Linked DNA regions of Homo sapiens: regions 2 and 3 are each linked to region 1. A link is an interaction called in ENCODE POLR2A ChIA-PET data of the cell type or tissue named here. Cell type or tissue: GM12878. All regions are shown on one strand. Each heading gives the region's core, and the rest is flanking DNA. Links, peaks and the distances in the headings are about the cores only. Region 1 overlaps PITPNC1 (phosphatidylinositol transfer protein cytoplasmic 1). Region 2 holds the start of LOC124904045 (a long non-coding RNA gene). Region 3 overlaps PITPNC1 (phosphatidylinositol transfer protein cytoplasmic 1).

Evidence for each region. ChIA-PET counts read pairs that join two places held together with the same protein. Peaks named below come from ENCODE experiments on the same cell type or tissue, not always from the same donor. Only the 100,000 strongest peaks of a DNase experiment are listed, where the experiment ranks them.
Region 2: POLR2A ChIA-PET joins it to region 1 with 22 read pairs; 5 of 35 experiments call an interaction of 5 or more read pairs at or near these places.
Region 3: POLR2A ChIA-PET joins it to region 1 with 13 read pairs; 5 of 35 experiments call an interaction of 5 or more read pairs at or near these places.

Annotation. Positions count from the first base shown.
Region 1 is chr17:67,646,494-67,654,605 of GRCh38, reverse strand. All of the region lies in intron 6 of PITPNC1 (phosphatidylinositol transfer protein cytoplasmic 1), which reads right to left. Among named protein-coding and RNA genes, the nearest start is that of NOL11, 67 kb to the left of the region's middle. RefSeq lists enhancers at 3,087-3,166, 3,847-4,006. In GM12878, for the core only: no CTCF peak of the experiment used is centred there; a DNase peak (open chromatin) is centred at 3,655; H3K4me3 peaks cover 1,235 bases; H3K27ac peaks cover 4,270 bases.
Region 2 is chr17:67,570,922-67,577,657 of GRCh38, reverse strand. All of the region lies in intron 4 of PITPNC1 (phosphatidylinositol transfer protein cytoplasmic 1), which reads right to left. LOC124904045 (a long non-coding RNA gene) reads left to right here and starts at 2,313. Exons shown (of 3, transcript XR_007065879.1): 1 at 2,313-2,463. In GM12878, for the core only: a CTCF peak has its summit at 2,062 (motif pointing left); DNase peaks (open chromatin) are centred at 2,137, 2,737 and 3,152; H3K4me3 peaks cover 2,326 bases; H3K27ac peaks cover 4,979 bases.
Region 3 is chr17:67,589,773-67,597,884 of GRCh38, reverse strand. The region is part of intron 5 of PITPNC1 (phosphatidylinositol transfer protein cytoplasmic 1); the gene reads right to left. Among named protein-coding and RNA genes, the nearest start is that of MIR548D2, 120 kb to the right of the region's middle. In GM12878, for the core only: no CTCF peak of the experiment used is centred there; a DNase peak (open chromatin) is centred at 3,514; H3K27ac peaks cover 2,411 bases.

The DNA.
Region 1 (8,112 bases), core at 1,355-6,354:
TTGGATAAGGTAGGCAAAGTCCCCAGCCCAGCCTGGCACATAGAAGGTGCGTGATGCACAGGAGACATCCCAAAGTGATAAGCACATGATACAAGGATGCCCTGAGAGATGCTGTAGTGCACTTTGTTCAAATCTTATTAAGCTCCTCCAAAGAAAGGCAGTGGGAATGTCCCAGGGGCTGTAGGATTACTATGAGTTTATTGTTATCCTGTAGTCAAATGTACAGAAAAATGCTGATCATCTCAAATAAAAAATATGACTGCCCAACAGCATGCAGGTTTCCTTGTGTGAGTGAAAGCCTGGGTGGGCATTTCCATTTTCTGGAAGCTGTCACATGCCAGTGTCCGTAAGTATGGTGGTTGGAGGAATTGCGAGAGAAGGGTTCTTGTTCTGTGGGATGTTATGACTGGGTTCTGGGTCCAGGTGAACCGACAGTCTTCAGTGCTCAGTACCAATGTCTTTCCCCCTTTCTCTTATGTTTCAGAGGCAGGAACACTCTGTTCCAAGTGGACGAAAGCAGAGAGCAGAGCAGATTGTCCCTGTCATGGGCCGCTCCCTTAGGCGATTTCACCTGGGGGCCTCTGGAACCTCGTGGTCCCAGCCAAGCAGGGGGCCCTCCTTGAACGGTGCATGTACTGGGCAGCCACCTCCCAATGGCAGGATGGGTGAGCCTCAAAGTCCGGCAGCCTTCACGCATCTTAAAGGTGACTTACAAGCTCTCCTTGTGAAGGGCTGAAAGGCATACAGAGGCATACGCTGTCCTTTCCTTCCAGTAATCTTCCAAGCCAGGGCAGGGCTCTCTTCCTCCCTGGTTCAAGTTCAAGAAATCCTACATTAACTCAGGGCTAAATTTTACCTGGTTGAAATGGTCATTCATTGGGAGAGGAATGAAAATGAGATCTGCAACACCTTGGAGGCTTCAGGAAAAGTTCCGTAATGCAGAGAAAGAAATCTAACATGTGATATGTGTTTTTCATTCGTACCTATTTAGGGTGGAGGGTTGGTTCCACTAGTCTATTCGTTTCCTGCTGTATCAAGTATCACAGACAACAACAACAACAACAAAAAGATAATCACACACTGGTGGCTTAAACATCAGAAATTTATTGTTTCACAGTACTGGAGGCTAGAAGCCCCAAATCGAGGTGTCATCAGGACTGGTCCTTCCAAGGGCTGTGAGGAGGAATCTGTTTCATGCCTTTCCCCTGGGCGTTCCTTGGCATGTAGAAGCATCACTGGAGTGAAGTCATCACATTCTCACTGCATCTTCATATCGTCTTCCCTCTGTGCTTGTCTGTCTGTGTGTCCAAATTCCCCCCAACCTTTTTTTTCTTTTAGACAGAGTCTTGCTGTGTCACCCAGGCTGGAGTGCAGTGGTGCCATCCAACCTCCACCTCCTGGGTTCAAGCAATGCTCCTGCCTCAGCCTCCCGAGTAGCTGGGACTACAGGCGCCCACCACCACTCCTGGCTAATTTTTGTATTTTTAGTAGAGATGGGGTTTCACCATGTTGGCCTGGCTGGTCTTGAACTCCTGACCTCAAGAGATCCGCCTGCGTTGACCTCCCAAAGTGCTGGGACCATAGGCGTGAGCCACTGCACTCAGCTCCAAATTTCTCCTTTTTATAAGGACACCCATCATACTGGATTAGGGTCCCCCTAATGATCTCACTTCAACTTGATTACCTTTGTAAAGACCCTATCCCAAGTAAGTTCACATTCTGGGGGTTAGGACGTCAACCTAGCTTTCTGGGGGGACACAAACCCATAACATGAGTCAGAGAGGTTTTTACAAGGCAAGTCTTCTAGGTTCCGCGGTCACTCTTCCAGCTCACTCATGTGGTCACGGAGCACCGAACCCCAGTAGTGGCATCTGGCTCCGCTGGGGGATGTGGAACTTCTCTGCAAGCGATGCTCTTGCCTCAAGGGCCCTGCCCAGCTCCTCTCGGCCCGGCAGCTGGCTGGTGGGGAACGCGTGGGGCTGCAAGTTCTTCTAGCCAGGGTTTTATAAATTCATCCACAATGAGATCTCTGGCTCCGGATGCTACCGATTCTCTCCAGGCTTGGCAGATGGCAAATTGGACCCTTGTAGTTAAAGCCCATCTGTATCGAGGGGGTTGAGCTGGTGCCAGGGCTGTTTCCCTGGGGCCAGATGGACTTCGGCACATCTTTAGAAGGCGTCCACTCTATAGGATCAGCCACACCTGCAGGCCTCATCCATCTCGCACTGGGACAAGGCAGAGCAAAGGGCTTGTTTGAGCAGCCCGTGTAAAACTGCGTCCTCGTTTTGGATAGAATCAGTCTCCCACCTGGAAGGTGCAAGGAGAAGCCCACAGGAGAGCTTGGTCCAGCTGGGGCTGAGCTTGCATCTTGGAGGCAATCTTATTAGCTGACGTTCACTGAGATATGAAGTCTCCATGATTAATTACACTCTCAATTTGAACCACAAAGGGCAATAGCCAACAGGGGCTTGCCCTGTTAATTGAAATGAGAAGTTTTTGATAAATGCTAAATGAAAAAAGGCTAAGCAGGAACTCCAGCCAGGAATTGCTACATTATGTAACTATAACCCTCAGCCCTAAAATAGGGATGGATGAACAACACATATCACATGTCAGATTTTTTTCTCTCCATCCTGGAACTTCTCCTGAAGACTCCAAGGTGTTGCAGATCTCATTCTCATTCCCCTCCAATGAAAGTAAAGTTTAGCCCTGAATTAATGTAGGATTCCTTGAACTTGAATCTTAAGAGGGATACACATAAAACCAAGGAGCTTTCAAAGCAGCTAGTCCCCAAAGACCACTTATTAAGTGACCCTATTCATATGAAATGCCCAGAAAAGGGAAATCTATGGAGACAGAAAGTAGATCAGTGTGGTTGCTGAGGCTTGGGAGATGGGTGAGGGGAGAGGGTAGGGAGATGATAGCTAAAACATATGAGGTTTCTTTGTGGGGTGATGAAAATGTTTTACATTTGATTGTGGTGAGGTAAACATGTGATTATAGTAAAATCCACTGAACTATACATTCAAAATGGCTGAATTGTATGGTATGTGATCTATATCTCAATAAAGCTGTTTTTTTGGGTTTTTTTTTTAGACGGAGTCTCATTCTGTCACCTGGGCTAGAGAGCAATGGTGCAATCTCGGCTCACTGCAACCACCACGTCCCAAGTTCCAGCAATTCTCCTGTCTCAGCCTCCCAAGTAGCTGGGATTACAAGCACGTGCCAGCACACCCGGCTGATTTTTGTATTTTTAGTAGAGATGGGGTTTCGCCATGTTGGCCAGGCTGGTCTCAAGCTCCTGACCTCAGGTGATCCACCCGCCTTGGCCTCCAAAAGTGCTGGGATTACAGTGGTGAGCTATTGTGCCCAGCCAATAAAGCTGTTTTTTAAAAAAGAGACAAAACTAAGGAGCTTTCAGAATGTGCTGGAGAACTGACCTAAAACTTGACTTAAAAGGTCAACTGCTATGCATCAACTTAAAAAAAAACAAACCAAAACCCTAAATGCAAATCATGCCAGAAGCAGTCAATTCTTGCTTTGTTAGCAGTTAATACCTAAAGTGCTATTTTTAAAGCATTTGCTCTTGGCACTAGAATGCACCGCAAACCCTGAGCGGTTTGTGTTTTTTCTCTGCAAAATGACTCTCTTAAAGGAGTTTGACTCATAAGGTGCATCTGATGTGTAGAAAGGCACTGAAAGGCAGCTGTGGCAAGGGGAATGTTTCTGTTTTGTACCCTTCTCAGTTATAGTTCAGTGCCACAAACACTTGAAACTCATTGCTTTAAGAAGAGGGACGAGGCAAATGAGAAATTTGAGCACATCACACAAAACAATGTAATAGTCCATGGTTTTGGCCAGGCGCCGTGGCTCACACCTGTAATCCCAACACTTTGGGAGGCCAAGGAGGGCGGATCTTTTGAGGTCAGGAGTTGGAGATCAGCCTGACCAACATGGTGAAACCCCGTCTCTACTAAAAATCCAAAAAATTTAGCCAGGCATGGTGGCGCATGCCTGTAGTCCCAGCTACTCAGGAGGCTGAGGCAGGAGAATCGCTTAAACCCGAGAGGCAGAGGTTGCAGTGAGCTGAGATCGCACCACTGCACTCCAGCCTGGGAGACAGAGCAAGGTTCCATCTCAAAAAAAAAAAAAAAAAAAAAAAAAGCCTATGGTTTCTAGCCCCCAGGATGCCTTTTAGGAACTGGGGAGAAGATGAAAGCAAATGAGAACTTGCAAGAGAGGTGGCCAGAGGAAAGTCAAGGAAGGAAGCTGGGAAAAATCACCCTAGGAGCTAACGTTTTCAAGTGCTTGCTCCGTACCAGAGTCTGTGTCAGGCACTTCAGATTCGCTTTCTCATTTCATCCTTGTGATGTAATACAAAATAGATTTGGTTTTTGTCACTGCTTCCTAAGACAATGCTCCAAAAACTCCTGGAATTTCCTGAGTGATGGGGGTGACTTTTGGGATGCATAACAAGCTCCTTCAGATCACATACACAGGTGAGGGGCCCTAGATGGCCTCAAGATGGCTCTGGTCACCAGAAACACCAGGTGATTAGGGGGTTAGAACTTTCAGCCCCATCCACTGACCTCTAGGGAGGGAGGGGGTGCTGGGATTGAGCTCCATAAACGCTTAAACACACTGACCTGCTGGGAGGATGGCACACCCAGAGGGGGCACGGAAGCCCCAAGTCCCCACCCCCCAATACCTCACCTGATGCCTCTCTCCCATTTACCTGCTGCTGAGTCATATCCTTGATAATAAACTGGTAAATCTAAGTAAATGTTTTCCTGAGTTCTGTGAGCCTTTCTAGCAAATTATTGAGCCTGAGGAAGGAGTCGTGGAGACCCCAGATTAAAAAAAAAATTTTTTTTAGTAAAAAAAATAGAGATGGAGTCTCACTCTGTTGGCCAGGCTAGTCTCGAACTCCTGGCCTCAAGTGATCCACCTGCCTTGGCCTCCCAAAGTGCTGGGATTGTAGGAATGAGCCACTGTGCCCGGCCTATAGCCTGTCAGTGAGAAGTGGGGCAGCTTTGTGGGACTGGGATCTGATGCTAACTCCAGATAGACAGTGTCTAATTGAATTGAATTGTTGGACACATAGCTGGTGCTGGAGAATTGAACTGGTTGGAGACACAGAAAACACCCCAGAATTCTCATAAGCAAGCTACTAAAAGTAGCCCACTATTACCTGCATTTTCAATAATGCCCAAGGGGATGCCCCCGTGCTATTCCCAAGCTCACACTCCCATGGTTCCATCTCAGCCCTAGCCATGGGCTCCTTCAAAAACTCCTTTAGAAATTTCCAGATGGGCAGCAGGTGCAATCTCTACGTTCCTCTGCAAGCTTTTGGGGACACTTATTAGTATCACCCAAGTCTTGCAGGATGGCAGCATTGAGGGTGGGCCTGCAAGTTCCCGGCTCAGCAAACAGTCAACTATTTTTTGTGTGTGTGTCAGGGTCTCACTCTGTCACCCAGGCTGGAGTGCAGTGGTGCAATCATGGCTCACTGCAGCCTTGAACTCTTAGGCTCAAGCAATCCTCCCACCTCAGCTTCCTGAGTAGCTAAGACCACAGGCATGTGCCACTGGGCCCAGCTAATTTTTAAAAATATTTTGTAGATGGGCTGTTGCTATATTGTCTGGGCTGGTCTCAAACTCCTGGCCTCAAGTGATCCTCCCGCCTTGGCCTCCCAAAGTGCTGGGATTAGAGCCACTGCACTGGGCCTATAGCCAGCTTTTTTTTGCAGATGCCCCAGCTACTGTAGTTGATTCTCTCAGAATACTACTCCTGTCACATGGGATTGGGGTGAGGCAAGAAGTATACTCCCAATGACTACAAACTCCCCTCCTTCATCTCCACATAGGGCCTAGGGAAGGGGAAGATAGGGGCAACCAGAGCTGTGGGAAGAGGGTCATCTGGGCCACTGGTGATTAGCAGCTGCCTGGTGAATGTGGAGTCCCAATTCCTCTTTGTCCCCAGCTTTGGGCCTGGTTCCCAGTTCCAGAGCAACAAGAGCTGTCTCCCTAACATCCTGTTGCAGAACACTAACCTGTTCCGTTTGGCAATATGAGTATAGTTCAAGGTAACCTCTAATCAAAAGCAATAAGGTCATTCAAGGGCACACTGGAGAGGACCCCACCTTAATACATGAGACAGTGAGAGGCCAAGAACCCAGCTCCTCCCATAAAGGGAGCTTATTAGAACCTGGCTCGGTTTGCAGCCTTTGAACTTGAGGCTGTTCTCCACTCTGATTTTAGCAGTGCTCTTTAGACGAAGGCTATGGGGAGGCATTAACAGCCTGCATTCCTACCGAGGATCTACAATTTGGCCTAGAGATAGCTTAAGTTTATTAAATCAAAAGCTGATAATAGGCTGACAAATATCTCGATGAGTTGCAGCATGCCAACAGTGATCAGCACCAGATTAACTGTCCCTAAGTCTAGCTTGCTCCTTGTGTACTGTATTATTTTGGGAAATTTAGGCCTCCAACTTGTCGAACAGAAACCAGGGTAGAGATGTTCAATAAGCCAATCAGTCTGTAATTTGAAGACAATAAAATATTTCCACTTTTAGATTTCAAACTTATTTGAGCTTCAGAACTCATTTTGTTTCTCCAAATGCACTTTTGGAATCCCAGTATATAAAGCAGGTAAAAGTGATGAGTGGATTCTTCAGGCTGTTTCTCCCTTCACTGTTTGATACAATGTATTTCACTGTTTACCATGCCCGGGAGCACCTTGTGGGGTCCTCAGATCTGTGGAGCAGAACTGAGAGATGAACTGAGGAGGCTTTGAAGTGAGAGAACACATGCCCTGCCCCCAGGTTTGAATTTCAGCTCCAGTAACTACTGTGTGAACCTGGGCAAGTTATTTAACTCTAAGACTATCGTGTGGATGCTAAAGTGAGAAAAGGAATATTTCTGAATTAGGGTCTGTAGATGGGTTCTTTGGTGACTAATGGCTTTTTTTTTTCTTTTTAAAAATAGCTTCCTGGGCTGGGTGTGGTGGCTCACACCTGTCATCTTTGGGAGGCTGAGGCGGGCAGATGGTTAGAGCTGAGGAGCTCGAGACCAGCCTGGGAAACCTAACATGGTGAAACCCCGTCTCTACAAAAAAAAAAAAAAAAAAAAAAAAAAAAACCCAAAATTAGCTGGGTGTGATGGTGTGCACCTGTAGTCCCAGCTACTTAGGGGGCCAAGGCAGGAGAATGGCTTAAACCCAGGAGGTCAAGACAGCAGTGGGTCGTGATGGTGCCACTGCACTCCAGCCTGGGCAACAAAGTGAGACCTTGTGTAAAAGAAAAAAAATAATAAAAGGTTTCTATTCTCTAATGGAGGATGGCTAGTTTTTAGTTTTTGGTTTTTTTTACAGACCCAAGCTGCTTTTGGCCAATCCACTATGTTCTGGAATGTTTGTAAAGAGGAAACTTCTCCCCAAAGATGAGGAGTGGAATTCTATCACATCAGGTAACCAACCGTCTCAAAGGCCCTTCTTTTTCTACATACCAGTCTTTCCCTAAGATCATTTAGTCACTGAGACTCGGGGTTGGGAAGATATATTTAAGAAGGGAACTATTTCTTAGAGTGATTTCCAAAGACAACAGTTGTTTGTACGTCTAGCTTTACCTGAAGGAATCTTACTTGGTGTAGGGGAAGCATAATCTTTGGGGTAGGACACTTTGGGGTTTGAATCCAGGCTTCCTGAAACTTCCAGCCAGTTACTTAGACTCTCTAAGCCTCAGTTTCCTTATCTATAAAATGGAGACAATGTTGGCTGGGTGCAGTGGTGGCTCGTACTTGTAATCCCAGCACTTTGGGAGGCTGAGGCAGGTGGACCACTTGAGCCCATGAGTTTGAGACCAGCCTAGGCAACACTGCAAGATCCCCATCACGACACACCCACACACACACACCCACACACACAAATAGCTGGTGTGGTGGCATGTGCTGGTAGTCAGGAGGCTGTGGTAGGAGGATCGCTTGAGCCTGGAGGGGTGGAGGTTGCGGTGAGCCGTGGTTGCATCACTGCACTCCAGCTTGGGCGACAGTGAGACTCTAAATGGTGGAATTTATTTTTCTCAAAAGTTAGTTCCATACCTTCTAAAACCAGG
Region 2 (6,736 bases), core at 63-5,062, 76 kb after region 1:
AATTTATTTTTAAAGTAAAATAAAAAAAATTTTTAAATTTATTTTAAATTTTAAATTTTATTTTTAATTTTTAAATTTTATTATTTTTTATTGTTTTGAGACAGGGTCTTGCTCTGTCGCCCAGGCTGGAGTGCAGTGGTGTGGTCTCGGCTCACTGCAACCTCCACCTCCCAGGTTCAAGTGATTCTCATGCCTTAGCCTTCCGTGTAGCCCGGCTAATTTTTGTATTTTTAGTAGAGATAGGGTTTCTCCATGTTAGCCAGGCTGGTCTCGAACTCCTGAGCTCAAAAGATCTGCCCACCTTGGCCTCCCATAGTGCTGGGATTACAGATTACAGGCGCCCGGCCTTCTTTTTATTTTTATTTTTGAGACAGAGTCTTACTTTGTCACCCAGGCTGGGGTGCAGTGGTGCAGTCACAGCTCACTGTAACCTTGACCTATGGGCTCAAGCGATCCTCCCACCTCAGCCTCCCAGGTAGCTGGGACTACAGCTATAGGTGTGTGACACCATGCCTGGCGGATTTTTAAAATTTTTTTGGTAAAGGCAAGGGTCTCTCTCTGTTGCCCAGGCTGGTCTCAAATTCCCGGCCTTATGCGATTCTCCCGCCTCGGCCTCCCAAAGTGCTGGGATTACAGCCATGAGCCACTGCATCCGGGCGAGACCTGGCTTTTAATATGTAATTTGGATAAGTCATTTAACTTCTCTGAACCCCAACAGAGTTAAAACAGGAGTAATAATTATTACCTAAGAGCAACACTGTGAGGGTTAAATATTAATAAAATGATGTTTTAAAAATGTATAATACTGGGCAGCAAGAATGCATTCAGCAGACAGCATCCATGGGTAGAAACTGAACCAGAAAAGGCAGCCCCTGTCTTTGTCTTTGTCCACACGAGGGACAGAAACCCCAAATGCAACCCAGCCCTACAGCCCCAGTCTCGCTGAGTCAAGTCCTATGCATTCAGTAGATGTGAAGGGTTAAGGTGGCTTAAGAAGAGAATTTTGATGGATGTTGGTGTAACCACGCTCTAGCTAGCCCTAAGCTGGGCATTAACTTTCTTGGCCACCAGAGATGGGATTGACGGCTAATGGGCAAAATGACCCAGCACCTGCATTGGGATCTGTGGGTGTTGGGGAAACCAGACTTGGCCTGATAGCATCACAGTCCCAAGAGGCTGGATCCCTTATACATGATTCCAGTACTCACATACTGTCTATACCAGACACTGCTACAAATGCTCTGATGCTCTCACTCATTTATTCCTGGCAACAATCCCGTGAAGGAGGTACTATTACCATCCCCCCCTGCTTTAAAGATGAGGAGATGGAGGTGCAGAGAGGGTAAGTAAATGGCCTACAGTCTCATGCAGCCAGGTGGCCAGGTCTCAGTGTCCATACTCTTCACCATACTGAGTGGTTCTCAAAGAGGAGTTTCTGGACCAGCTCCAGCAGCCCAGAATTGTTAGAAATGCAAATACTTGGCCAGGCACGGTGGCTCATGCCTGTAATCCCAGCACTTTGGGAGACCAAGGCAGGCATATCACCTGAGGTCAGGGGTTTGAGACCAGCCTGGCCACCATGGCGAAACCCCGTCTTTACTAAAAATACAAGAATTAGCCAGGTGTAGTGGTGTACCCCTGTAATTCCAGCTACTTGGGAGGCTGAGGCACGAGAATCGCTTGAACCTGGGACGTGGAGGTTGCAGTGAGCTGAGATCATGCCATTGCACTCCAGTCTGGGCAACAGAGTGAGACTCAGTCTCAAAAAAAAAAAAAAAGGAAAGAAAGAAAGAAGGAAGGAAAGAAAGAAAGAAAGAAGGAAGGAAGGAAGGAAGGAAAGAAAGAAAGAAAGAAAGAAAGAAGGAAAGAAAGAAAAGAAAGAAAGAAAGAAAGGCAAATTCTTCAGCAGACCAACTAAATCAGAAACTCTGGAGGTGGGGTTCAGCAATCTGTTTACCAAGCCCTCCAGTGTATGCTGAGGCATGCTCAACCTGGAAAACCACCTGGCTATAGCACACACATGCTTCAGCCGCACAATGACCACGCTCCCCTTTCAGCCCAGCTGAGACCCCTGGTGGCACCTGCACGAGAAGACAGAGGCCTGGGACGTGCCATCGATAATTCTCCTGACATCACATGCCAGGACGCGTTCAGCACGCATCTGTCTTAATCTGAGTGAAACAAGGGATCTGAACCGTGACTAAGGAAACACGGAAACAATCAATCCCAGTAATTGCCTTTATGGAGAACAAGGCCCTGCGATTATTCATTAACACCCTCTCTGCTGTCTCCTCTCAAACTTCTCACTCCATAACCGCTGCCCTTATATCCGGGTTCAGGTAGCACCAAGGAGCAGCTGCTCATCTCAAATGAAGACGCTGGAGGACTCAGAGCCCCAAAGCAGACATGAGAACGTGGGGGGATGCCCTGGCTGAGACCCTCTTAGACACGACAAGCCTTTAGGTAAATCGATTTTGTATTTTTTATCCCATAATTCATATGAGAGTCAAACCAAGGAGTGGGGAGAGTACAGAGTTGTGGAGCGTGGGTGTGGGTCTCGGTGCACCAGAGTGGAACACTGTGAGGAGTTTTTACCCACTGAACCTCTAAACCACTTAGCTAGCCCAACACATGAATTTTAGCATTTGCGTATTAAACCCAATTATGAAATGCAAAACTCCCATGCAAATTAGCAGATGTTGTTATTTTTGAGTGGGGACTTTGGTTATTTTCATATCAGAATGGCAACCTTGCCACGAGGCTAGGAGTAGTGCACCTGGCTTCAGCAGGGTGGCCAGAGAACAGCTCCTGGTAACTCCAAGCGGGTCAGTACTTTCTCCTTCGGCAGGTGGTTGGGGCTGATAATCCCCTTGGGATGTCTGATGACTCGTTCTCAGAGTCCTGGGGTGTGCGGGTGTCTTGAGTTAAAATCAGAATTATCTGTGGCTCTGGGCTTCTTCAGTGCCGTCACTGAAATCTCTCAGGGGTGATGTCCATGTTAAGATAACCTTCTGCCTCCCCCATGCAGGCTGGTTTCTCCAAAAATCCAGCCCACTAATCCTAGCGGAAGCTTAGCTTTAAAGCAAGGTCTTTTATTTCTTCCTGATTGGCTCCCTGTTATATCTCATCCACTGATCTATCCTACATCCCTTACCCTCTCAAGGTCCCTTGCCTGGCTTCACCCTTTCTCCCCTCTCCCTTGCAGCTGATCACTTTGAGTCATAGTTTAATGAGGACATGAACTGCATGATAGAAACACTGACACATCCCTTTCCTCCATTACAAATCTGCTTATTTCTTTACGTTTCTTATTCTTTGTGAATCCGAGAAAGATATATCCTCCTCTTTTTCAGTGGAGAAATAATATAATGAAAAGCACTGAGACATCAGAGCCAGCTGACTTGGGCTCAAATCCAAGATGTATCAACCTGGGCAAGTTATTTTACTGTTCTCAGCCCCAGTTGCCCCAGGTGGAGAATGGGGACAATCCTTTTCCGCTCTGTAGGAGTGTTCAGAAGATCAATGAGATCACACAGCTAAACCCCAGCACAGTGACTGGCACATAGTAGGTGCACAGTACAAATTATTTGTAAGCTCTTCTCTGGAACCTTGTTTCATTGATTATTTGCATCTTTTCCCTGCTTCCTTCCCACAGCCTAAAAATATAATGAAAAGAGACACAGTCTTAAAAAATAAATAAGCACAAAGTTCCCTTGATCCTATTTCTTCCCCCATCTATAATCAATTCCGTATCTCTTTCTGTCTTCATAAAAAAACTTATTAAAAGAGTAGTCAGTAGCCGGGCATGGTGGCTCATGCCTGTAATCCCAGCACTTTGGGAGGCCGAGGTGTGTGGATCACCTGAGGTCAGGAGTTCAAGACCAGGCTGGCCAATGGTGAGACCCCCATCTCTACAAAAATACAAGAATTAACTGGGCATGATGGCAGATGCCTGTAATCCCAGCTACTCGGGAGGCTGAGCGGGAAGAATCGCTTGAACCCGGGAGGCGGGGGTTGTAGTGAGCTGAGGTTGCGCCACTGCACTCCAGCCTGGGCGACAGAGCAAGCCTCCATCTCAAAAAAAAAAAAAAAAAAAAAAAAGAGTATTCAGTTTCAGTGCTTCCTGTCTCTACTTTTTCCACCTCCCACCTGATCATCAAAGGATTTCCAAAGCAGCATCACTCTTCCATTTGCACCCTGGAGACCTCTCTACACTGCAATATGACTGAGCAACTCCTCCATCCTGAGCAGCAGTTCACCCTTTCCTCCCTCCTCCACTCCTTCCCTACAGGAGATCCCTCAGGTCCTACCCTACCTACAGCCTCTTTTCTTGATCCAAACCCTCTCCCCTGGTGATCTCATCTGCTTCTGACTTTTCATGATTTTTTTCTTTTTTGGCAGATGCCTCCCAAATCAACATCGCAAATTCCAACTCCTCTCACATTTCCAGGTGCCCACTGGCCATCCCCAACAAAGACCCTACAGGTTCATCAAACTTGAAAGGTCCAGAATGAACGCGAATGTTCTCCCTGACTGTACTGGTACTCTAGAATTATCGTAGCCAATTCCACAAACTGCGTGGCTTAAAACAGCAGCAATTTATTCTCTCACAGTTCTGGAGGCCAGAAGCCTGAAACCAAGGTGTTGGCAGAGCCATACTACCTCTGAAGACTCTGGGAGAGAATCTGTCCTTGTCTCTTCCAGCTGTTGGTGGCACCGGGAGTGGGTGCATCACTCCAGTCTCTGCCTCCGTCTTTACATCCCCTTCTTCCCTCTGGGTCTCTGTGCTCTCTTCTCTTCTTACAAGGACAAAAGTCATTGGATTTGGACCCACCCTAAATCTAGGTAGGTCCACTCCCCCTTCCCTGGAAAACTTCCTGCTGTCAGGTCTTTTTTTTTTTTTTTGGCCATGGTACTCTCAGCCCGAAATTTCTTTCCTAAATCTTACTCAAAGACCATCTCAAGTACCACTTCGGAATGATTATCCCATGCATGCTGGCAGCATTCTGTTTGTCCCTTTATCACAGCGCGTATCTCCTTTGTCACCATTACCATTAGCTATCTGTGTCCCAGGCTCACCAACCATGTGGTAAGCTCACACTCTAACAGGAGGGTGCCCCCCTAATACCAGCACCACTAGGAATGGTGGTCATCAAAGTCACCCCCCTTCTTCTTTACCCCCCCCCCCCGCTTTACCCAGCTTCTTCAGGTGTTAAAGCATCTCCTTTAGTTTAGGTTTGCTCAAATAATGCTTTCTGTAACTAAGACTTTTGCTTCCACTAGGAATATACCATCTAACCTAGTCATTCTCAATGTCAATGGGGAGACGGGAACCCCACTTTCCAACCCTGGACTTTTTCTCAAAATATGCGCTGTTCCCTAAAGATCCTGATAAATGTCCTTGGGTGGAGGGATTCTATATCACCGAGGGATCTGTCAGGAGTGTGGGGGTGGAAAAAACGTTGGGAACCCTGATGTAACCACACCTGAACTTGCTCCAAGAAGAGAGACACTAGGGTCGTCAGCCATTGGCTAAAACAGAAAAAGATGTCTAAGGGCTGCTGAAGCATCCCGTGCTCTCTAAGGAACAGTCATTTGGAAATGCTGAATGTCTAAAGTCCCATTTGGCCCACAGCATATGAAGGAAAGACTGAAAAACCCACGGCAGACAGAATTCTGAGATGGCCTCCAGAGTCCCAGCCACTGGTGCACACATCCTGTGTAATCCTTCCCTTCGGGTGTGAGCAGAACCTGGGGATATGATGGGCTGTCACTCCCCTGGTTGCCCCCCAGAACCTTCAGAGGGAGCACAGCTTTTGATTGATAGCAAAAAGACAAGACAGTCAGTCACTCCTGAGAGTGTATACAAGACTTCACTTTAGAAAAAGCAGAGATTCTTTTGTTGGCTTTGAAGTTGTGAGATAGCCACGTGGATAGGACCCAAGAGAGGTCTACTGGGAACTGAGAGTGACAGCCGGAGAAGAACCAGCTAGAAAACGCGACCTTCGTCCTTCAACCACAAGGAATGAATCCTGCCAACCACCAGTGAGCGTGGAAGAGGACCCTGCATTTCTGGTGAAACTAGAACCTTGGTTGATGCCTTGATTTCTACCTGGTGAGTTGCCTGAGCCAAGGACCCAGCTAGCCTGGGTTCCAACTCCTGACCCATGGAAACTGCAAGATAACAAACTTGTGTTATTTTTCTTCTCTTCTCTTTTCTTTTCTTTTTTGAGACAGAGCCTCATTCTGTTGCCCAGGCTTGAATGCAGTATAGCTCAGCTCGCCGCAGCCTTGACCTCCTGGGCTTAAGCAATCCTCCCGCCTCAGCCTCCTGAACAGCTGGGATCACAGGCATGCACCACCACACCCAGCTAATTTTTTTTACTTTTAGTAGAGATGAGCTCTCACTGTGTTGCCCAGGTTGGTCTCAAACTCCTGAGCTCAAGCGATCCTCCAACCTCAGCCTCCTAAAGTGCTGGTATTATAGGCATGAGCCATTGCACCCAGCCACTTGTGTTGTTTTAAGTTGCTAAATTTGTGGGAGATTTGCTACACAGCAAGAGAAAACCAACACAACACTCAGCCTGCTGGCTGCCTTCTTCCAAATCACCCATCTGGTTTTCATCTGAGTAAAGCATCACCGACTCTGAGGTTCAAGCAAGTGCAAGGGAAGGGGGAATTGGTGCTTTTTCTGACTTATTAGTTCCACCTATGATGCCACCTGCTTTGTCAATCA
Region 3 (8,112 bases), core at 1,413-6,412, 57 kb after region 1:
TGATCTACTGCAAAAATCTCCTGTGTTCTCTACCAGTCTCTCCCTGCATCACGATCTTGCCTGTCTACCCATTCTCACCCTCTAGCATGTGTTCTCCATAGAGCCTACCCCACTGCCTTGCAATGAGAGTACCTGTCCCTTCCACCAGCCTAACAACCCCTGGTGCCGAATAGATGTTTAACAAATGTTTCTTGTACGATGAATTAAGGCACCATTAAAAGCATCCTATCTTTTAAATGTAAAATAAAGGACTTCTCAAATTTCCACTAGGAACTTAACACAAAGGGATTGAGGAAGATAACTGTTTTTTTCTTTCCTTTTTTTGTTGAGATGGAGTCTCAATCACTCTGTCGCCTAGGCTGGAGTACAGCAGCATGATCTCAGCTCACTGCAACCTCCACCTCCCGTATTCAAGTGATTCTCCTGCCTCAGCCTCCTGAGTAGCTGTGATTACAGGTGTGTGCCACCGCGCCTGGCTAATTTTTGTATTTTTAGTGGAGATGGGGTTTTGCCATGTTGGCCAGGCTGGTCTCGAATTCCTGACTTCAAGTAAGATACCCACTTTGGCCTCCCAAAGTGCGGGGATTACAGGCGTGAGCCACCATGCTCAGCCTGAGGAAGATAATTGATATTTACTGAACATCTATGATATGTCAGGAACTATGATAAATGGCTTATATAAATTATTTGGGGCCAGGCATGGTGGCTCATGCCTATAATCCCAGCAGTTTGGGAGGCCAAGGTGGGGGCATCACTTGAGCCCAGGGGTTCAAGATCAGCCTGGGTAATATAGGAAGACTTCATCTCTACAAAAAATTAAAAAATTAGGCGAGCATGGTGGCAAGTGCCTATAGTCCCAGTTACTTGGGAGGCTGAGGTGAGAAGATCACTTGAGCCCAGGAGGTGGAGGTTGCAGTGAGCTGAAATTGTGCCACTGCTCTACGGCCTGGGTGATAGAGGAAGACTCTGTCTCAAAAAGAAAAAAAAAAATTGGTTCAGAACACTATCATTTTAAAAACAAACCCAAGGGAGTATAGAAAAGCAAGGGGGAAGAGCCTTTAAACCATAAGAATTTACTCGGCCTCTAGGGAATTAAGGAACACCCAAGGGAACAATCAGTCTTGAAATCAGATGACTTTACATTTTTATCAGTTTAGAATAAAGGTTAGGAACAACATGAGCAAATCGAGTCTGATCTTCCATCTCTCAAGCCAGGCGTGGTGGCTCACACCTGTAATCCCAGCTACTCAGGAGGCCGAGGCAGGAGAATCGATTGAACCTAGGAGGCAGAGGTTGCAGTGAGCCGAGATCGGGCCACTGCACTCCAGCCTGGACGACAGAGCGAGACTCTATCTCAAAAGAAAAACAATAACAACAAAAATACAAAACAACAACAACAACAAAGAAATAGGGAACAGTATGCAGTTACGTAAACTCTTAGCCAAAGCAGAATGTTGTTACCCGTGAGTACCAAGGATCACTTTTTTTTTAAAGCAATACTTTTTTTTCTATCTTAAACTGTTACCAAAAGCCCCCAATAAAGACATACCACGTGTACAACTAGTGTATCTGGTTTAACATTATCTATTCCAAGAGACCCAGATGGTTCCAAGCAAATATAGCTGGGTGCTGAAAACAAAGCTTCACCCATAGATCGAAATTAAGTTACTAGAAAATTCAGTCTTTCCAGTGTCCTTCATTCCCGAGGACGTTCCTTAATATGTTTCATATTTCATTTCAATAATTTACTCTAGTTTTGACATCCCAACCAAGGTGATGTTGAGTTCATAACAAACCCAATCTCATGATAGATTTCTGAACCTTTGTAGGAATGATAATAAAATGTTTCAGCACCAAATGGTCAATTATTTGGTTTTACCCCTGAGTATCTCTTCCATGATGGCATTTTGCTGATGCTTTTCAACATCTATTTATTATCATCTGATCGGCATAGCTAAAGATAATTAAAATTACTCTAGATAATGGTTTGCATAGTCCAAAGGTATTTATGACCATGTCTTTACAGGACTGGGAACAAGATGAAACATTTTCAGATGAAGCTCCATGAAGTTTATATTTAACAAATTTATGTACCAAATGGCCATAAAAATCTGATGGAATATAAACAGGCCTTCAATAGGTATTAGTGGAGAAATAGGATTTAAATGTGATTTAATAGCTTAATATTATTCATAGAGAATCGCCATCAGTCTCAGAAGATCAAGTGCAGAATTTGGTGGGCAACAGCTGACACACTGCATGGTTAAAAAGCAGAGCCCTGTGTACAAGTAGGGGAGCAGATGGAAGCAATGATTTCAGCGCATCAAAAGGCAGAAATTGCTTTGAAATCATGTCCATTGGAAATCATTAACTTCTTTTCTGTAAGCTCAGCTCCTATTATCCCCTTGCCCCACATTAAAAAAAAAAAAAAACTAAAATACTAGCTGAGACTTTGTCCTTGAAGGTGTATCAGATAGATGGCATCCAGGGATTTTTAGTAAGAAATCCATTTTATAAAGATGATGGCTCTGGATGTCCAAGGGGAAGAAGATTCAATGGTTCCCTTTTCAGAGTTCTATCAAGTCATTTGCATTATTAGGAAGCCAGCCAGTGCCCTGGAAAAAGTTAACAAACAACCTTCCAGGCCTGAACAACTGAATAGCTTATTATTCAATGACTTGACTTTGGCAGAATTCAGTTCAGTGTTCACATTTGATATGCAAACACTATTCAGTACTGAAATGCACTCATGATGTACATCTCAATATCCTATGCAAAAGGAGATATCATGCTGAATTAATTCATTGATTCTAAGATGCCACCAACTATACCACCGAAAAAGAAAAAATGCTGCCACTTGTAATTGTAACATGCCATCAACTCTAATATGCGTTTCATTTGTAAAGTTGTTAAAACATGAAAAACAATGGCCGTGTTAAAACATGCTGAATGTCTAAAATGTGTACAAAGCTCTATTCTGTGCACTTTTCAGGCTTAACACATTTAATCCTCACAAGTACCCTATGAGTGGGAACTATCATGATACTCATTTGACAGGGGCACACGGAAGTGAAGTAACATGACTTAACTAGCTGCTAAGGAGTTGACTTGGGATTCAAAGACACCTGGTTTGACTCTAGTGCCTACAGTCTTCATCCTGTCTCCATTCTGCCACGGTTCTGTTGATGATTAACTGGGAACAACAGCATAGATGGCTCTCACCTCTTGGAACAGAGCTGTGCCAAGCAGGATCCCTTACAGATGAGTAAAACCCAAGGAAGGACTGTGTCTGAAACCAGAATCCCCAACCTCCAAGCAGGAGGCCACAAGGCAGAGGGTCTGCTGCTTGCACCAGTAACCACTCCTTTCTCCACTTTGAAAAAGTGAACTCAAAAGTCCCTGGAGACGTGACTTATCAACTCATGTCTGAGGATGCCTCTGGGTGGTGAAAAAGGAATAGGGACTGCAGACTTCAGAAACGTGAGAACTTGGACTCCCCAAGTTACACTGACTTCCCCATTTGTGGATCTCCAAGAGTCCACTCTGAAGTGGTTCCCATGAGGTATAACTGAAGTGAAAGAGAAAAGAGAACTATGGTTTATGAAGCATTTGACATGCAGCATCTCACTGCATCCTCTCAATTCTCTCTGAAGTGGGTGCCATTTTCCCCTTTACACAGCTGGGGAAGTTCAGAACAGCGAAGTCCCGTTATCACTTGGCTGCAGAGCCCTGCTTTGGACCCTATTTGGTCGAAGGCTGGTGATTTCTCTGATTCTAGTACAGAATCCTACTAACTGGGCCTGACCAGCTGCTAGCTTTTGGCAGATTCCTCAAGTGTTCTCCACCAAAATGCTCCACGACCCAAGATTGCTGTCCATCCTCTGTCATGAGCAATCCACCCACCAAGGCACCATCCACTGGACTCAACAAACATAAACACAAAGCTCTAGGTAAATAAACAGCAAAGCTGTGCCTTATTTTTTTTAAGTGACGTACACTGTATTCCCACAGTAATTATGAGGGGGAAAAGGAGCCAAACATTTGGGAAACAACTGCAGAGCCAGTGACTGAGGCTAACAGTGGATCACAAAGAATTAAAGAGGTTTGAGTTTCATGGAACAGAAGACTCAGATGAATATTTTCTTTTTCAAAACTCAAAAGATCAATATCAAGAATATAAAAAATCATATAAAAAACATGGCTCACGCCTGTAATCTCAGCACTTTAGAAGGTCAAGGAGGGCAGATTGCTTGAGCCCAGGAGTTTGAGACCAGCCTGGCCAACACGGTGAAACCTCGTCTCTACTAAAAATGTAAAAATTAGCATAGTGTGGTGGCATGCACCTATAATCCCAGCTACTTGGGAGGCTGAGGCAGGAGAGTCGCTTGAACCCTGGAGGCAGAGGTTCAGTGAGCCAAGATCACACCACTGCACTCCAGCCTGGGTGACAAAGGGTGACTCCATCTAAAAAAGAAAACAAAACAAAAAATCAAAAAGCCAAAAAACAGCCACTACCCACCAGTCAAACATATGTAATTATTTTGTCATATTTGATTCCGATTCTGTCCCTACTTAAAAAAAAAAAAAAGAGAAAATTTCACACTTATAGTTGAAATCCCTTCCTCTTCCACACCTGGCTGACAGCTATCATAAATTTATTGTGAACTTAGTCCACATTTTAAAATAAACTTTGTATTTTATGTAACATATAAATGCATCTGCATCCATAAATAAGATATTCTTAAATGATTTTAATGGTTTCCATGGTCAGGTTTGTAAACACTTTTGGAATTTATTTTTGAATATGGAGTGAGGTAGGGATCCATTCTTTTCTTTCTTTTTTTCTTGAGACAGGGTCTTTCTCTGTTGCCCAGATGGAAGTGTAGTAGCGCCATCATGACTCACTGCAGTTTTGACCTCCCAGGCTCAAGTGATCCTCCTGCCTCAGTCTCACAAGTAGCTGGAGCTACAGGCCTACATCACCATGCCTGGCTAATTATTTTTATTGTTTGCAGAGATGGGGTCTAGCTATGTTGCCCAGGCTGGCCTTGAACTCCTGGACTCAAGTGATCCTCTTGCCTTGGCCTCCCAAAGTGCTGGGATTACAGGCATGAGCCACTGTGTCCAGCCTATTATTTTAGTTTTCCCTATGAAATGTCAACTCACTTAATGTCATTTACTGAGAAAGTTATCTTTCCTTCCCACTGATTGGAGACACATTATCTATTATGTATCAAATTCACATGATCAGCTTACGTTTATTTCTATCTTTGTGCAAATACCACATTCTTTCATATGATTTTGTTATCAGATATGATGAACTTCGCCTCCTTGTTCTTTGTTCAAAATTTGTCTCAGCTATCTTTTGACTTTTATTTTTCCATCTGATTTTACAATTTATGACAATCCTGTTGAGATGTTGATTGGAATTACATTTAATTTGGAGACTGATTTAGGAAATCACTTATTTCTTTACAGTATTTAGTCTTTTGCTCCATGCACATGGAGTATTTATAATTTGTTCAGGTCTTTGTTAGGTCCTTTGATAATAATTTCGTCTAGAAAAGTTAGATTTGTTCTTGGGTACCTTAATGTTATGTTGCTATTGATGATGGGATTAATATTTTCTAATTATTACTCATATATGGAATATCATTGATATTTGTAAGTTGATCTGATAGCCAGTAACCCTTCTGAACATAATCATTTTGCTATCATTTTAACTATTTAGTATTCTATTTAAGATAATTTGTAAATTCTCTTAGGTTTTCAGTTTAGACACACTGTCTGCCTATAACAAAATTCTTTTATCTTTAGTTACATTCCTTATACCATTTTTTGCTCTTTCAATTTTAATTTTAAAAAATCATTGCGCTGGGTGTGGTGACTCACTCCTATAATGCCAGCACTTTGGGAGGCTGGGGTGGGAGGATCATTCGAGCCCAGGAGTTCAAGACCAGCATGGGCAACACAGCGAGATGCCCATCTCTACAAAAAAAAAAAAAAAATTAGCTGGGCATGGTGATGTGCTCCTGTAGTCCCAGCTACTAAGAAGGCTGAGGTGGGAGGATTGCTTCAGCCCAGGAGGTTGAGGCTGCAGTACGCCGTGATGGTGCCACTGCACTCCAGCCTGGGTGACACAGCAAGACCCTGTCTCCCAAAAAAATTTTTAAATCAATAAATAATTGTGACTTTAAATCTTAATATAATGTCAAACATGTCAAAAAATTGCAAGAATATAAAAAAAATCAAGAAATATCAGAAAATCCCTGAACACCCTTTACCCAGATTCTCCAGCCGTTAACATTTGCTTCTTTTGCTTTGTCTTTCACATTTGAGAAAACATTGCAGATATGTCCCTTGACCTCTAGATATTTCAGGGTGAATTTCCTAAGAATAAAGACAGTCTCTCACCTGATTACAAAACAACGATCAAAATTAGGAAGTTTAACATTGATATAATACTATTATCTAATCCTCAGTCCCTACTTAAATTTTGCCGATTACCCAGTAATATCCTTTGGGCTCTTTTTCTCCAGTTTAGGTTCCAGTCCAGGATCATACTGCATTTAGTAGTCTCATCTCTTTAGTCTTCTTTAATCTAAAATAATTCATCAGCCTTTCTTTGTCTTTCATGACCTCAACAATTTTGGAGAGTACAGGCCAGCTATTTTATAGAATCCCATCAATCTGAGTTTGTGTAAAGTTTCCTTATGATTAGATTTAGCTTATGGGTTTTTTGTTTGTTTGTTTGTTTGTTTGTTTTTGACAAGAACACTAAAGAGGTGATGCGTCTTTTTCAGCACATCATATCATTTCTGATGCTAGTTTGTTCCAGGATTGATAACGTTACAGACATTTGGTTAAGGTGGTATACACCAGGTATGTCTATTGTAAAATTCTTTCTTTCTTTCTTTCTTTTTTTTTTTTTGAGACAGAGTTTCGCTCTTGTTGCCCAGGCTGGAGTGCAATGGCACATTCTTGGCTCAGTGCAACCTCCATCTCCCAGGTTCAAGTGATTCTCCTGCCTCAGCCTCCCCAGTAGCTGGGATTACAGGTGCCCACCACCACGCCCGGCTAATCTTTTTGTATTTTTAGTAGAGATGGGGTTTCACCGTGGTCTCCAACTCCTGACCTCAGGTGATCCACCCACCTCGGCCTGCTAAAGTGCTGGGATTACAGGTGTGAGCCACTGTGCCTGGCTGTCTATTGTAAAATTATTTCTATTTCCATTTTCCATTAGTAAGTCACTTGCAGAGAAATACTCTTAGTCCATGTAAATATCCTGTTCCTCATCAAACTTTTCACATACTAGTTTTAGCATTCAATGATGTTTACTACTAAATCAATTACTATTATGATAGTTGCAAATGGTGATTTTCTTCTACAGGTAGGCCCTAGGGTTGTGTATTTGCTCAAACTTAAATTACACAAAAAATAGTTTCAGTAGTATTAGCCCATACTACAGTAAGAAACAAACTTATTACTTAGAATTCAGTATTTGTTTACAATTCTTATTGTCTTCCGACTGAGGATACATAGTCAGAGTGCTGTGTAATTGAGAATTCCTTGGGAAAGGTCTTTTTCTCTCCTTTTCAGTGTGGCTATTTTATTTCTTTTAAAATACAGTTAGGTTCATTTATTTCGTTTTAATTCTATTTTAGTATCTTCCACCCCACCAACCCCCTGCCTAATCCCTGTTGATTTGGTTTCATTATTTTTGAGTGGGGAAAACATTAACATGATTTCAAAAGTTGAATGATTCAAAAAGGTATACTCCCAGAGGTAGTGCTTCTCTCACCATCTCTACCCCGTTTCCACACACCCCCACTGTAGGTAGCCAATCTCATTATTTTCTGGTTTGTCCTCTCTGCATGTCTTTTTTTTCCTGTTCTTCCTTTCCTTTCCTTTCCTTTTGAGACAGAGTCTCACTCTGTCACCCAGGCTGGAGTGCAGTGGTATGATCTCAGCTCACTGCAACCTCCACCTCCTGGGTTCAAGAGATTCTCCTGCTTCAGCCTCCCGAGTAGCTGGGATTACAGGCATGTGCCATGACGTCTGGCTATTTTTTATATTTTTAGTAGAGATGGGGTTTCACCATGTTGGCCAGGC